Linked DNA regions of Mus musculus: region 1 is linked to region 2. The links are chromatin contacts, found by Hi-C in ENCODE. All regions are on one chromosome and are shown on one strand. The core of a region is the stretch at or near the end of the contact, and the rest is flanking DNA. Distances in the headings are between cores, read along the strand shown.

Region 1 (2,700 bases), core at 185-2,684, 57 kb after region 2:
CATTTATCTGTCTCTTCCTTGGCAGAGAGAGGGGACAATGAATACAAAGTATGTCTCTTTTATATCTTTACAGCTCTATTTTTGAGGCCCAATAAAGTGCCTGGCACATAGTAAATACCTTTACTTGTTTTTTAGTATTTTATTTAAATATCTACATTAAATATTTTAAATACAGGTGTCTTGCCTGCATATATGTCTATGGGCCAATGAGGCCAGAAGATGGTGTTGGATTCCCTGAAGTTACAGGAGGCTGTGAGTGTCCACATTGGTGCTGGAAAAGAAGCCAGGTCCTTTGGAAGCGTGACCAGTGCTCTTAACTGCTGAGCCCTGCTGAGCCATTCTCTGTCTCCCGTGTACTTGTTTCTTAAATTACTTATTTCTTCATTGATCAAATAATTATGTGGTCTGTGGGCATCCAGGGTTTTTGATCCTAAGACTATTTGAAAATCCTTAGTTTCCCATCTTGAAATAGATGTCTGATTCCTTGGCATTAATGTTTTTTCTTCCAGGTTCTAGGTACTCTATTAAGGGAAACTGAGGCAAATTACCTGTAAACCTTCTGGAGAGCCAGTACTGTGTTTTCTCACACCACCATACATGCATACCTGGTCATTTAGAAAGGGTGTAAGACTTAGCTGAGCACAACATACCCATACCATGTTTCAAGGTGCCGTATGTTGTAATTTGATAGTGAGAAACTTGAATCGGCTAATACATACATTGAACAGTTCTGAACTCTCTCTACTTATCTTTTGAATATATATTTATGGAATCTGGATGTTTGAAGAACTATAGATTTTCAGATGAACAAATTGCAGTACAATGATCCAACAATGCTGTTAATGCTGAACTTGGGTTGGAATTAAATGTAACTAACCGAACAAAGAAATTACAGAATTCTGTTAATGGTCACGCTCCCTACAGTTTTATAACCTAATTGTTAAAACACTAAGAACAAGTAGATTTTTAGTACCTTGGGTAATTCTCTTGAAGGAGGCAAAGGAAGGGGGTATTTATGATTTGCAGAAGAAATCTAAACAACCAAGGAGACTGCCATGTCAAGAGGAAGTTAGATTTCACTGGGCACTTGGAAGTGGTTGGGGGTGGGGTGAAGCAGGAGGGACTGGCTGTGGGCAGGAACCCAATGGCACCAAAGACACAAGACCAGCCTTGTTTAGTCAACTACAGTCCAGAACCTTCAGGCTTAGTGAATGGGTGACTATGGCAACAGTCCCCGCCCCAACCCCCTTGCGCGTGCACAGCGCAGAGCCAGCAGTAGGCTCCTCCACAACAGATACTTTTTTTTTTCTCTCTCGGTAAAGAGAACTACAGTTCCCAAGAGCCCTCTCGGCACCGCCTCGCGATGTGGCCCTGCCCCTTACCCTTATGCCCCGCCCTCCCGCTAGTCCCGGTCCCTCCTTCCCAGTGTGTGTCAGTGACCCAAAGGCGGTTCGAGGCGGAGGGACCGTCGGGGGCGCCGCCGCCGCCTTCTCCAGCGCCAGCAACAGCAGCAGCAGCGGCAGCGACAACAGCAGCAGCGGCAGCAGCGGCCGTGCGGCGCCACCGGATCTGCCTGCAGCCCGGGGAGCTCACCACAAAGCGGGCCCGAGCCTCCCTCTCTAGTCCGCGCTCGGCTCTGCGTTCCACTCGGCCTCGCGGGGCTCGGCGGCTGGCGGGAAGGCGGCGGGCTCCGCTGGTGCCTGCGTTCAACCGGTGCTCGCGCCGCCCCCGCGCCCCGGGTGTCCGTGCGGCGGGCCGAGCTGGCGTTCCGGCCACCAGCAGTCGTCCGGTGAGTGCGGCGCGGGCGGCGAACGGGGGCGCGAGGGCCGGCGGCGCGGAACTTCCTCCGAGCCTTTGCCGGTGGCGGCGCGGCGGCCTGCGCGCCCGCCCGCCCGCGGGGAGGCGGCGGGGAGCAGAGTTTGCGGCGCCGCATCCCGCGCGGAGGGAGGAAGCGCCTTTGTGAGGAGCTGCCCGGAACGCCCTCCCCCACGGCTGGAGCGGGTGCGCGGCGGAGGGGAGCCCCAGCTCGGCGGCCCGGTTCTCGCTCCCGCGGCCAGGCTGCAGGCCGGCGAAGTGGAAGGGGAACAAAGGGGCGGTGGGCTTTTCTTTTGTTTGTGTGAATCTGATAACTTCTCAGCTTCCTTACGTAACACAGAATTCCAAGTTAGTCATTCTTTTTATTGTTATGATTATTGTCATCATCTCTGCGTGCCTCTACGTTTCCTTTCATCTTGGGAATCTCAGAGCATTTTAAAAACACTAATTAATTTCACCTCCCGGCCCTTGCCAAGCCCGTTTCCGTACGTGGGTAAACTGAGGTCCAGAAAGCCCTCAAATTGATGGATACGCTTGATGTACCGCGCTGGTGTCTGAGGCTCCGAAAGCGTTTATGAGTAATAACTCATTCTCCAAATGCCCTGTGGAAAAGTTAAAGATGCTCATTTTACTTACAGGTTAAATGAAGTCTGGAAGAAGTCTAGGTAATTGTTAGGTAGTTGAAACAATAATTCTTTTTAAATAGTATTTGAATCTTAAAACCTCAAAGGACTTTCTGAAAAATGTTCCGAGTGGTGAAGATACTGTAAGTCATCAACTCACTTCGCCATATATTATGTTTATATGTGCAGATCTCTTACAAAGTCAGACAACAATGATGAGGGAGGGGATAGTTTTTACTTAACCTACATTTAACATGTTTAG
Region 2 (2,700 bases), core at 90-2,589:
AGGAAATCTCTCCATGAGACCCAGTTGTAAGGCATTTTCTAAATTAGTGATCAATGAGAAAGATGGGGGAGGCCCAAGGCCATGGTATGTAGTGCCAATTCTGTAAGAAAGCAGGCTGAGCAAACCATGGGAAGCAAACCAGTAAGCAGCACTCCTCCAAGGCCTCTGCATCAGCTCCTGCCTCCAGGATCCTGCCCTATTTCAGTTTCTGTTCTGACTTCCTTCAATAATGAACAGCAATATAGGAGTGTATGCCAAATAAACCCTTTTCTCCCCCTCCCCCAAATAATAAATAAATAAATAAATAAATACCAGCCAGGGAAAGGTAGCTGTCTGCTACCCCCCACCCCCACCCACCCCGCTGGTTAATTAGGTCTAATGAGGCCTACTTCTCCGGACTTTTACCAGAATCAAATGAGAAGGGAACGCAAACTCCCCGGCACCGTGCTTATCACACTTGGGCGCTCCGTGAGCGGCAGCGCCCTGTTATTAAGTGAAAGAGAAAGGGGCATTGAGGGTGTGGCATGTGCAGGGGCATGCGGTGCTTGCCTAGCCTTTGTGACGATCTGAGTTCCATCCCCAGCACTTTTTATTTTTAATTATGTGCATGTGGGTATGTGCACATATGTGCATGTTGTGCAGGCCAGAGGCCTCATTTGTTCCGAAGCTAGAGTCTCTACTGGGTGTGAGTAGATGCACTATGCAAATACTGGGACCCAAACTCCAATGCTCTCAGGCATCTCTCCAGCTCCTAGTGGTTTCTGTTAACAGAGGCATTTCAAGCTCCTTTAAATCAGGAGCGACAAATCTATGAAACAATCTTTTCTGTGGCACACGAATGACAAGCTATACTCCAAATACTTCTGTAATTTTCAGTGTTATCCACCCAAATCTCTCAGCAAGGTTCCCGGGGCCTGGCTTACAAATTCAATGTCACAGTGGCCCAGAACTAGGAGTAGGGAGGAGGTGTGCATCACTGTATTATAAACACGTTCGTTTTCCCTCTGCTGAGAGCAGAGACCGCTGGGAAACAGGAAGTCGTGGTGCGCCAAAAAGAAACCTCCCCAAATGGGAGATCAGCAGTAAATCTCTCCAGGCTACACTGTGGTCAGAAGGTGGGAAATTCCTCCACCTGCCCCCACAAACAGTCCCTCGGGAAAGCTTAGACAAGGTTAGTTTGGGAAATTCCCTCAGAGACAGAATGGAGAAGGAAAGCTGCTTGTGAAGAGAAAGCCAATTAGCAGCTGCTGGGGCCAGGGCGAGGGAGATGATGCTCCAAGGCAACCAATCCCTTACATCTCCAACCTGCTGGTTAACCCAAGGAATTAATGCCTGGGTCTCCTGGCTTGTGGCCTGTGGCCTGAGCCTGAGCCAGATTCACTTCCTGTTAGGCACTCCCGTGACCCCCCGCCCACACCCACTCCAGAGGAAAGCAGCCACAGTTGGACCTGTGAGTTTCCCCCGTTGTCCTGCTTAGCAAGCTCATCAGGTTTTACTGGGTTCTAATCTAAATGTGACCTCCTGGTCACATTCTTAACTGCAGTTAAGCTCCAAGGGGTAGAGAGGAATCCTTTCCACAGAGAAGAAGAAGAAGGGGGGGGGGAGGGGGAGACGACGGCGACTCACACGCAGATTTACAGATCTACGATTATGGAGGATTAAAATGATATATCCACAGATGAGTTGGCACAGAGAAACTGCAAAAATGCTTTGGGGGAAGGGTCCTGGCCAGAAATGCCTTTTCAACCCCCATCTACATATGCAAGACAGACACTTGCGCGGGTCAGGACTGCTTGCTGGGCCCATAAATCATGCCCATTTTGGATCATAAACCATGCTCCTATTTGATGTTTTGTTGTATGTGAAGGCTGAGAGCAGGGGAGGGTTGGGAGGTGGAGGTTGGGAGAAGTCGTTTTGTTCTTTGTTTTTGTTTTGATTGTTGGAGACAGGGTCTTGCTACATATCCCCCAGGCTGGCCTCGAACTCACTGTGCAACCCAGGCTGGCCTCAGATTCTTGTCAGGCCTCCCACCTCAGGCTCCAGGGTGCTGGAATTAAAACAGAATGTCACCAAAACTGGGCTTTCCTTTTCTGTGTGACTTAAATGGCTGTTTCAGCAAGATGACAAAAATGAGATTTTGGTAGAAGACAAATATAAACAGACTTCCTTATGGCAATTTAAACTTATCTTACTATATACTTATGCAAATAGATCTTAAACGTAGGAAAGAATGTCTTAAAGGAGACTAGTAAGAAAGTGTGCTCTATTGGAGCACATGCACCCTTTTTTGTTGTTGTTTTTTTTTTGTTTGTTTTGTTTTGTTTTGTTTTTTTGAGACAGGGTTTCTCTGTGTAGCCCTGGCTATCCTGGAACTCACTCTGTAGACCAGGCTGACCTCGAACTCAGAAATCTGCCTGCCTCTGCCTCCTGAGTGCTGGGATTAAAGGCATGCACTCCTTTTAAATAAGGGATTAAAGGATTAAAACCACACCCGGCTCAAATGCATCCTTTTATGTGACTATACCTAGCCATTCAGTAATTAGTGATGGTGGATTCTACTTCCAGTTTCACATGCCTTTAACACACACTGGGAAGACCACTATTTTGATGTTTTCAGACATTGTTCTCATTCTTCATTCACCTTAATGTCTTTATTTATTTCTTCCTTTTTTTTTTTTTTTTTTCTTTCTTCTCTTTGTA

The links. A loop is a pair of places that touch in the nucleus more often than their neighbours do.
Region 1: a map of left cerebral cortex shows a loop between it and region 2 (2.3-fold over the local background). The contact joins the promoter of Peli1 here to the enhancer-like site in region 2. A Hi-C loop is called at or near these places in 4 of 37 maps with a recorded cell type or tissue (gastrocnemius, heart and left cerebral cortex).

What each region holds. Positions count from the first base shown.
Region 1 is chr11:21,089,890-21,092,589 of GRCm38, forward strand. It overlaps Peli1 (pellino 1), which reads left to right and starts at 1,435. Exons shown (of 7, transcript NM_023324.2): 1 at 1,435-1,789.
Region 2 is chr11:21,032,932-21,035,631 of GRCm38, forward strand. No RefSeq gene overlaps it. Among named protein-coding and RNA genes, the nearest start is that of Peli1, 57 kb to the right of the region's middle. Within about 2 kb of position 1,340, at least 3 of the 3 ENCODE cell types and tissues checked have a DNase peak (open chromatin) inside an H3K27ac peak, as active enhancers do; they include gastrocnemius, heart and left cerebral cortex, where a contact is called at or near this core.